2 separate regions of the Homo sapiens genome follow, and region 1 is linked to region 2. A link is a loop called in an ENCODE intact Hi-C map of the cell type or tissue named here. Cell type or tissue: heart right ventricle. All regions are shown on one strand. Links, peaks and the distances in the headings refer to the core of each region. The heading gives the core; the rest is flanking DNA.

Region 1 (5,375 bases), core at 162-5,161, 52 kb before region 2:
CATTTTTAACCCTTTCCCTTGGGTAGAAGAAGTTGACTCTCATAAGATAGCAATAACTCCTTCCAAAGAAATCCTCCATTCTGAAGACTCCCATGTATGCACATTGATATGATTTCGCTCTGTGTCCCCACCCAAATCTCACATTGAATTTTAATCCCCAGTGGTGGAGGAGGGGCCTGGTGGGAGGTGATTTGATCATGGGGGCAGATTTCCTCCTTGCTGTTCTTGTGATAGTAAGTTCTCATGAGATCTGGTTGCTTAAAAGTGTGTAGCACTTCTCTCTTTGCTCTTTCTTCTGGTGGCCACATGAGACTTGCCTGCTTCCCGTTGGCCTTCTGCCATGATTGTAAGTTTCCTGAGGTCTCCTCAGCCATGCTACCTGTATAGCCTGTGAAACTGTTAGTCAATTAAGCTTCTTTTCTTCAGAAATTTCTTCATGGTGGAAGGGATCTCTTCACAGGGCAGCAGGAGACAGAAGAAGTGAGCAAGAGGAAGTACCAAACACTTATAAAACCATCAGATGGTGTAAGAACTCACTATCACAAAACAGCATTGGGGAAACTGCCCCCATGACACAACACCTCCCACCAGGTCTCCCCTCAACACCTGGGGATAACAATTCAAGATAAGATTTGGGTGGGACACAGAGCCAAATAATATCAGCATGGTAAGGTTTATGGGTTTAATTCTAACTGCAAAGGCAAGCTGTTGGGGGGCAGGAGGGTTGAAGCAGGGAATGACCTGATCAATTTATATTTTAAAGAGGATAATCAATGACATGAAAAGAAAGAAGGGAGGACTACTATTGAATGAAAGAGGCTTAATGGACATAAGCAAACACTATGTTTAGATTTAGTTTGGATCCTTATTGAAACAAACTAATTGTAAAAAGAGATCTTTGAGATGACCTAGGAAATTTGAATATGGGCTTGGTATTAGATAGGTTATATTACATAATTATCATTTATTTTGTTAAGTGTGATAATAGCATGCTTTGGGGCTAAAAGAAAGTCTGTTAAGCATATACTGAGAGTGACAAAAAGACAAACAAGAAATAAGAAAGTCTGTATTAGTTGGAGATGTGGAAGTGGCAATGTGGAAGTGGCAATGGGTGATGTGTTATGATGACTAGGATTTGCTTTATTTCAGAAAATAATTAAATAATTGGGGCTTTATTATACTATACTTTTATATATATTTTTAAAATGCATATTAAAAATTACAAAGGAAAGGATCTGTCTGTTGTGTGGAGAATGCACTGCGGGGGAAAGAGTGGAAGCAGAGACCAGTTAGGAGCCCTTACAGCAAGCCAAAGAGAGGGGAGAGATGATGGTGACTTAAAGTGGTAGTCATGGCAGTGGCAGCCTGTCTGGAGTTGCCACTGCCATCATGCCAGCTGCAGCAGGGAGGTGTGGCTGGGGCTGCCCACTCCATGGAGCCAGCAGGAGCTGGGGACAAGTGGGAGCCCTGCCCCTTCAGGCCAGAGAGGGCCTGAAGGCTGGGTGGGGGCCAGGCTGCCAGTCCCACAGACCAGAGTGGGAGCTTGTGGTGCCTCTTTTGGGCCTGCCCATGGCTGCCCAGGGACCAATCAGCATGCACTTCCTCCCCACTGAGGCTCATAAAAGCCCTGGGCTCAGCCAAAGCTGAGCAGATGTCAGGATGACCAGCTGCAGAGAGGAGCTACCACTCCAGGGCCTCCTCTGAACCATTCAGTCACTCAATAAAGCTTCTCTTTGCTTTGCTTACCATCCACTTGTCCATGTACCTCATTCTTCCTGGACTCAAGACAAGAACTTGGGACCTGCTGAATGGCAAGGCTGAAAGGGCTATAACACAAACAGGGCTGAAACATGCCCCTTGCTCACCACATTGCAGGTAAAGAGAAGGAGAGAAGAGCTGCAGCCCTATGGGGAGCCCAGACATGGGAACTCCCCGAGCCAGAGCTGTGACTCACTCTTTGGGGCCTTGTGGTTCCTGGAATCTCCAAGCTTCTGGTTGCTGCTGTGTTTCCCAGTGGCAGTTGTGGAAGCTGCTTGCTGTGCACCTGATCCAGCTGCAGCCCTGCAGAGAGTCTGCACCCATACTATCACCTGGAGCTGCCTGTCCCCTGTAGCAGCTGGCATGCCTGATTGTGTGCAGTGCCAGACCCCATGCTTGCTTGCTTACATACTCCTCACCGCTCCATGCCTGGCTCCCCCTTGGCAGGTGTGGGATCCAGGCTGGTATCATGAGCTGAGTGCAGTGTGCCAGGCTGAGTGGGTGGAATGAGTCCAGTGGGTCTGAGCAAAACTTGGGCAAAGGTAACACTGATCACGGAGGTTTCCGGCCAGAAGAGTGACACCCCAAAAACCCTGCAATGGTAGGAGTTGGGTTGGAGCTGGAAATGGAGATAGTTTAGAGATAGAGCCAACAGCACTTGTAGATTGGATGTGAGAGATATAATAGTGGCCCAGCTAAGACTAAAATGAAAGTGACTTTGAGCACAATGTGAGGCCCATTTTTCCATACTAGGGCTTGCATTCTCAAATTAATCCCCACCAGATTAAAGGATGATGGGAAAACGGGGAACTAATACATATATATCTATCTAAATCTATCTATCTATCTATGTATCTATGTATCTATCTATCTATCTATCTATCTATCTATCTATCTATCTATCTATCTATATTTTGAGATAGAGTCTTGCTCTGTTGCCTAGGCTGGAGTGCAGTGGTGCAATCTCAGCTCACTGCAACCTCCACTTCCAGGGTTCAGGTTGATCCTCCCACCTTAGACTCCAGAGTAGCTGGGACTACAGGTGCATGCCACCACACCCACCTAATTAATTTTTTGTAAAGCCAGGGTTTCACCATGTTGCCCAGGTTGGTCTCAAACTTCTGAGCTCAAGCGATCTGCCTGCCTCTGCCTCCAAAGTGCTGGGATTTCAGGCATGCACCACTGCACCCAGCCATCTTCAAATTATGTATGTCTTAAATTAAATTTACATTCTTGGAATTGGGGCTGGGCTGAGCCCAATTTAGCAGGGCAAGGGCTAAGACGTTTGAAATAGCTGGAAATTCTGTAACTCTGCAAGGCAGACAGCTGGAAGAAATTACTTCCTGTTAAAAATTGTAGTTCTCAGTCATCGGGTAAAACCCTTGCCTTATCAGCTCCTGGGATTAATGATTTTTTTTCACACTAGGCCATACCACAGTGCATTTCAACAGTGGATCCCAGAAACACAGATCCTTAATTTACTTTTGGTTAGCTCAATTATGCAAACACGTGTTTAGCTGCTAGAACGACTTTGTCCGCATTTAGGGAGCTTTAATTCAACTACAAGTACTGGAACCAGCAAAGGAACTCCTGACTGTCTGAGATCTGCCCAGCGGCAAAGCTGTTTGTTGTAGCTATTTGTTTTTTGCGTCACTTTTTTCTTTTCCTTTCTGTATGACTGGTACTACAAATGGAGATGTGCATCTGTTACTGTGGATCTGTCAATGGCTTAGGTTTTCTGGACATAATCTTATTTAATTGAGCCAGGTCTTTTTTTCCTAAGTTTTTTCCCTACATGTGAAGCATTTTGTTGTTGTTGTTAAAGTGCTCTAATGTCTTAGTACTAAACTAATAATAAAAATGACAACAGTAACAAATAGTGCTCTTATTGATCATCAAGAGAGTAGGCTCTGAATGGTAATTGGAATACAGCTGGAACAGGGCCGTATGGAGTGGCAGACCTCATCCCTCATAGGCAGCAGCAGCTAAGCCCATTCTGTATTCTACACCCTCCCTGACCCTTGATTTCTACTTGGCCTACCTCACCATGTTGTTCTATGGAAAATCAGGCCACCCCGTACCTAACCTTTCCCTGGCCAATATTTAGCAGCTTACTGAGCCTGTTGTATTGTATCTAATCCTTGCTTAGCCCAGCCATATGCACTACCATTAGGGAACATCATAAATCATCATTTAAGGATCATAATATCCACTCTACTTGCCAGAGGACCAAGTCATCCATTCCCTTGTATCTAAGTGGCAGTTGCAAACTCCTGGAATAGATTCCTCATTGTCTTCCTATCAGCTTCAGCATCTCCTGTCTCAAATGTCACTACTCATAGCACATTTTTCTTTAGAACATGCTCATTCTTGTGATTTCTTTTCTGACAGAGATAGATACCTGCTGCCCAGCTGTGTTGCTTATGGATTTCCCCAATAGGAGTCAGTACTAGACACTTGCCAACAGGCAAGTCACTTAATATATTTGAATTACATTTCCTTCTTAGGTAAATAAGAGTGACATTCCTCTTTCTTTCTTTCTTGGCATTGTGTCTGAGCTGGGAAGACTTTATGTCAGGTTTGCTGGGATGATCCAATGAGACACAACTTGTGAATATCCTTTACAAAATAGAAGACCCTGAATAAAAGCTAGCAATTATTGTAATAACAAAGAAGTGCTTACAGATAAATGTGTCTCTTTTATTCAACAAACCTGTATTGAATATGTGTCAAGTACGATGATCAAAAAGACTCAGTCCCTGCCTTTAAGAAATTTAACGTCTTGGGGTATATACAGATAAAGAAATAGGCACTTACAATACAGAGTGATAAGAACTATGATAATGCTAAATCCCTTATGAGAGTGCACAGAAAACACATATAATGTAGACTAAGAGAGGTCAGGGAAGGCTTCCTGAGAGGTGCAGAGCATGAACAAAGGTGAGCTGAAAGAAAAACTGGAAAATGTGGCTTCTGGGAACTGTAAATTGCTCAGCCTAGCTCTATCTCAGAGTGAAGTCAAGTGGAAAGACTGGAGAGGTAAGTGAAGGCTAAATTATGGAGGGTTTTGAACATTGGAACACTACTGAAAGGTTTTAAGCAGAGAGAGACATGATCAGATGTGTCTGAATATCATATGTTTTGGAAGGAGAAAGATGGAATGAGGGAGATTGGTTAGAAGGCTATTGGGATTAACTAGCGATGAGATTATAATAGCATAATCTAATTCTGGTGGTTTCAAGACAGGTAGATGAATTCAAGAGATATTTGGCAGGAAAAATCAGTAAACTTTGATGTTTAATTAGATGTGGGGAATAGAGTAGAAAACATAGTGGAGGGTAGCACCCTCATTTCTAGTTTGGAGAACCATATGGATGGTGATGCCATTCACTGAGATTGGGATCATGGAAGGAGAAGAGTTGGGGTACGGAAAGATTATAATCTCAGTTTGGGTTGTGACTCTTTTTCAGGGACTATGGATTCCAAGTAGAGATATGTATAATATATGGATATTCTGCTATGTATGTTTCAGGATGCTTGGCTGCTCATAACTCTAGGAAGGGACAGAATTACAGACTGCATGGTTCTTACATGTCCGCGGATGCTGACTGGACATG
Region 2 (5,375 bases), core at 66-5,065:
TTGATGACACCTCCTCACTAAATGCTCCAAGATCTTTCCCACCTTCATGACTTCATCTTGTTCTTTCTACCACCTGAAATAACCTCTCCATCCCTCTGACCATCCTGGACAACTCTGATCTTTCCAGGCCAGCTGTCCTGTCACCCCCTCTTGGGTCACCTCCTCTGACTCCCTTGGTCTGGCCTGGGGTTGTGCTCCCATTGCCCTTGGGTGGTAAAGGCCAAGGGAGAAATCTTACAACTGCCCCAAGGCAAAGTCAGGACTTCCGAGAGGAACCCGGCAGGATGTGCTAAACTGCCGGGTGAGGGGCTGCAGGAGGAGAGTGGAGACTGACGCTCTGCCCGCCCCACGTTCCCACAGCTGGCTCAGCTCTCGCCTGGGAGAGAGGAGCTGTGGGAGTGGGCACTCCTTCCTAGGGTGCCGAGAGGGGGCCCCTGCTGTGAACACCGGCCTGGGTGACGTGAGTTGATTCCCTGCTCCGCCTCAGGCCCGGGCTCCTAGGGCTTCAGCAAGAATGCTGGGGGTGTCTGGGGTGGAAGGGTGGGATGTGTCTGTTGTGACGCTCGGGGCTTCCTGCTGGGTGCTGGGGCAGGTTCTGTTTGTTCTGAGTTCCATGCCTGCTTTTACTCTCAAGTGCTTCTCTGCCCCAAGGGCCTTGCAGCATTATGAATAAATGATCAACCAGAATTGAGGCTCCTTATACGAACTCAGTATACTCCAGCTTCACCCTGCAGTGTGGACACAGAGCTAAGGACTGCCCCATGGAGAAGCGGGCACCCCCAAGCCGGTGTGGAGCAGCGGTGCACGGAGGACGTGGGTGAGATCCTTGAGTCTGGGTTTGTCCTAGGGACCCATTGAGACTAAAGCACATCAGCGGGAAGCAAATGTTTCAGCATCTGAGCATCTTCAGAGAAACAGATGGTCTTATTTAGGAAACTTTTTCTCAGCCTCCCCTTCGTGAACCTGCCCTTGAAAAGAGGCTTAGTATTTCACACGCACCATTACTTTTGGGCAAATATCCGTGAGTCAGAACACACTGGGAGGTGCAGATCTCTTCCTAATGACTTTTTAAAGTGAGGGTGGAGAAGAAGAGGGGCTGAGAGAGTGGAAAGGAGCTTGAGAGGAGTGGAGTTTGGAGAAATTTTAGAAGAGATGGCAGTAATGCCTGGTCAAGCCAGGAAGTCTGTGCCGTAGGGTGCTTGTGCCTGAGAGCCCAGAGCCGAGGACCTCACTTCAGATCTGGTCCTTCCACTGTCATCTTCATTAACCACAGGGGTGGTGGGGGTAGTAAAGGGTACATTAATGAAGTTAATGATGAAAATCCATCTTAATTTCTTGTCACAAGTTGTCTTGCCGAGTGGCTGTCAAATAGCTGCCAGTTTCTCCTGGGGAGAGGGCAGACATCTCCCCGTGGTGAGAGATCTGCTCTCTGCCCCTCGCAGGGCTGTGGGGGCTGGGACTCTCAGCAGGAGGGAAGATACCTTGGTCCTGGTTTCCTGATGAGTCTCCTGGGGCAGCTGAGGAATGTTTCTTGCAAACAAGTGCCCTGAGGGGGATGCCAAATAGGCAGGGCTTTGGTCTCAGCCAAAGGCACAGGCCTGCACTGCGTGACAGTGGCTTTAGCTTCATCATCTCTTTGGGGACAGTCACCCTGAAGATTAAGATCTTTCCCCACCTCCTGCTCCCCACACTCCAGAATCTCTGGGTCTTGCCATGGCAAGGTGCTCCATAGAGAAGCTCTTTCCAGCCTTTCACAGAGTTGACTGCCCTGCTCTTGACAACTCCACTTCCTTCCGGTTCTTCTCCCACCTCTCTGGCTGCCTTTTTCAGGTTTCCTGTGCCAGCCTCTTCTCCCATCCCTGCCTCTAAACAGTGAAGTTTGTCAAGCTTTTTCTCTCCTCACTCAGCCATAATGTTAATATCCATCTCCCCACTCATGGCTCCTGAGTTTATGGCCCCTCCGCAGACATCTCTTCTAGACTCCAGACTCATATATCCAAAATGACATGGCCATGTGGCTGGAAATCTAAAACTTCTCAGAGGCTCAAAGTTGCCCTTTTCTGTTTACATTCTCCTCTAATTTTCCCCAACCTGGCCCATCCATCCACCCAGTTGCTCAAGCCAGAAATGAGACATCTTTGTGGACATCTGCCTTCCTCTTTTGGATTTAGATCATCATCAAGCCCTGATAATTCTAACTCCAAATTCCATCTCAAGTCCACCCACCTCTCTCCATCTCCAGTGCCACACGGAGGCCAAAGCCTACCCCCCTGCCAGCATACAGCCGCCTCCTATCTGCCTTCCCTGCTTCCCTTGCTCTCCCGCCCCATTCTCCACACAGCAGCCAGAGTGCTCTTCCCCAGATGGAAAATGGATTGTACCACTCCTTGTTTAAAACCTCCAATGGCATCCCCTTTCACTAGGAATAAAAACAAAAGCACTTATCAAGATCTACAGGGCCCTCCACGAACGGGGCTGACTCTTCAGCCTCCCCCCGTGCCAGGGCTCTCCTCACAGGCTTCCTCAAATGCCCCAGGCTCTTCCTGCCCCATGACTTTGCACTTTCTCTTCCTCTGATTGACCGTTCTTTCCCCAGCTCTTCACATGGCAGAGACCCACTCATCTCAGGCCACTTCCTCCAGCGCCTCCCTCTGCTGCCAACTGTGTTCCCGAAGGACAGATCTGGGTCTGTTTTGCCAGGGCCAGGACAAGGGTGAGGCAAAGCAGGTGCCCAGGTACAAAAGTGAAGGAAGTGCTCACTGTCAGGTTCATGCATGTATCCAAGAGTGAGTGTCCCCTTCCATTCTGCCCCCTGGGTACTTCACTCGCCTCACCCTAATCTCAACCTCATATTTTACTCACCACTGTATTCTCAGTACTGAGCACGGTGCCTGGTGTATAACAGATGCTGACAAGTATTTGTTGAATTAATGAGCAACTCAGCTTTGTGGGGCTCACCTGGTTAAGGTGGCAAAATGAATGGGTGACAAGAGTAGGCCCTTGCTTAACCTCAGCCTCAGCCTCTGGTCTCCCCAGGAGGGTTGCTGTGGTTATTGAGATGGTGTCAGGGTGGAGCCTCATAGGTGTTCCTCAGCGGGTGGGCTGAATATTCCCTGCATTAGAAGCTTGGGAGGTGGAGACTTGATTCCTGAGCTGCGCCCAAGATCTACTGAGTCATCATCTCTGGAGGCGGGGCCTGGATGTTTGCATTATTGACAGGCTTCCCAGATGAGTGTTACATAGCCTCAGTTCGTGATATAAGGCGAGAGATTCTGAGGTTGCCCCAGGTCAGACCCTATTAGAATCTCTGTGACATGGAACATGTCCTAATGCAACTGAAGTCATTAAATATCAGAGCTGCCAAGCAAAAGTTAAGGCATAAAAGGCCTCTTCTCTTTTTTTAGGCACAAGCAAGGGTTCTGAAGGATCGAAGCCATGTGGGCTGCTGGACTGGTCCTGGCCCTCACCACTTACTTCCCTTTGCCTTTTTCCTGTGCACCACATGGCACACTGGGTATATTTTAGAAAGAAGCTGCCTTATCCAAATTTACAGGGTTTAAGAAAATTAGGTATTAAGCAAAGACAGTGTTTCAAAGATATCTGACACCACTCTGTAAATATTCCTTATTGCCATAGATCTCCAAGGATGTGTTCCTGACCAATAAGATCAGCATCACTTGGAACTAATCAGAAACACAAATTCTTGGGCCCTACCCTCACCAGAAGGCAGGGCCAATAATCTATGTTTAACATGCCCCAGGGAAGTCTCAGGAACTGACAACCATTGCTTTTGTCTAGTTGGAAGAACCAATTGAACACGAATACTCTGGACAGGATTTTGAAGTTTCTTCCACTTCTTTGAATCTATTTATTTTGGTGATTAAAGCCAAAGTCAAGAGAGGAGGAGATTAACAGTTATGGAGCATCTACTAGTTTGTAGGCACTATGTTGGGTACTTAACACTTTTTTTTTTTTTTTTGAGTGTCTCGCTCTGTCGCCCAGGCTGGACTGCAGTGGTGCGATCTCGGCTCACTGCAACCTCGGCTTCCTGGATTCAAGCAATTCTCCTGCCTCAGCCTCCCGAGTAGCTGGGATTACAGGTGCATGCCACCATGCCGGGCTGATTTTTGTATTTTTGGTAGAGACGGGGTTTTATCATGTTGGCCAGGCTGGTCTCAAACTCCCGACTTCATGATCTGCCCGCCTCGGCCTCCCTAAGTGCTGGGATTACAGGCATGAGCCACTGCACCCAGCTCTTAACACATATTACGTTCATTTTACTCATACTCTATGCCTGGGAGGAGCGCATAATCATCTCTACATTGTACTGAAACTCATAGAGGTTAAATAACTTGCCTAGGGTCTCATGTGCTAAGCTTGGCTTTGGACTCAGGTTTGTTGACTCTGAAGGTGTTGCTCTTCTCCTCCATCCCACCCAGCCTCCTCTGGGACTGTCCATGCTCCACCCCACTCCACCCCACCTTCTGTCCCTGGTTATTGAGGGTTAGGGCTGCCGAGGACCGTGTAGGTTTTGAAGGTGAAATTTCTTGGTGTTCTGGAAGCAAGAAGCATGAGAGAGAAAGCTCTGAGACTTAGAATATTACCTCCCTTCTGCCTGCCCCCACCTGCCTCTCTTGAAAGAAGATGAATGGATGGTGTCACCCTGCGTTACAGACTATGAGAGGATACATCCTGCTCACTTAAACCTGCTAGTGCAGCACCCTGGCCTCAGCCCGTCATTTCTCACGAAAGTCACCTGTTAAGTCATTCTCTCACCAAGTGCCAAACTGCTGCAGCAGACACTGCCTCAGGGGAAGGAGGGAGGGGGAGAAGCTAGGCCAGCAGGGGCAGAACCCCTGGGCCAAAATTCTTGTCCCCAACGCGGCAGTTCAGTGGAAGAACCCCGGGCCCTCTCTGCACAGATCTTTGTACCTGAGGTCTCTGGGGAGCAGCCACCAGGACTGGGAGGAGGAAACCCACATATGAAAAAGTTTTGAGCCAGTGAAGTGTTTCCCCTGTCTCCTGTAAAGGTGTAGTTATATTCCTCACTGTTATTTCCTTGCTTCCTTAGGTCTTGAGGAAGGGTGAGGAGATGGTCTGTGATCTCTACAGGCTTCTTGGGAGAGTTGAAGGTGTCAGATCTCAAAATTCATTCCCTTGGTGCGGGATATTTAAGGATCAGAGCAAAGCAACTCCCATCACATGCCACTAGGAAGCAAGAGGCCCCAAGTGATCAGCCAACTTACCCAGTCCCAGCTTCCCAGCAAGACCACATTCAGCTTAACAATCAATGCCTCTTTTCCAGTGTTCCACCCCCGCCCGGAACTCAGGAAGTCCCCCCAAATGGCTGACCCAGTTCCTGGGGCATCTATGCC

Evidence for each region. Peaks named below come from ENCODE experiments on the same cell type or tissue, not always from the same donor. Only the 100,000 strongest peaks of a DNase experiment are listed, where the experiment ranks them.
Region 1: a loop joins it to region 2, with 5 times the contacts of the local background. A loop is called at or near these places in 1 of 110 quality-filtered maps.

Annotation. Positions count from the first base shown.
Region 1 is chr1:114,059,676-114,065,050 of GRCh38, forward strand. No RefSeq gene overlaps it. Among named protein-coding and RNA genes, the nearest start is that of OLFML3, 83 kb to the left of the region's middle. In heart right ventricle, for the core only: no CTCF peak of the experiment used is centred there; no DNase peak of the experiment used is centred there.
Region 2 is chr1:114,111,460-114,116,834 of GRCh38, forward strand. All of the region lies in intron 3 of SYT6 (synaptotagmin 6), which reads right to left. Among named protein-coding and RNA genes, the nearest start is that of SYT6, 40 kb to the right of the region's middle. In heart right ventricle, for the core only: no CTCF peak of the experiment used is centred there; a DNase peak (open chromatin) is centred at 2,584.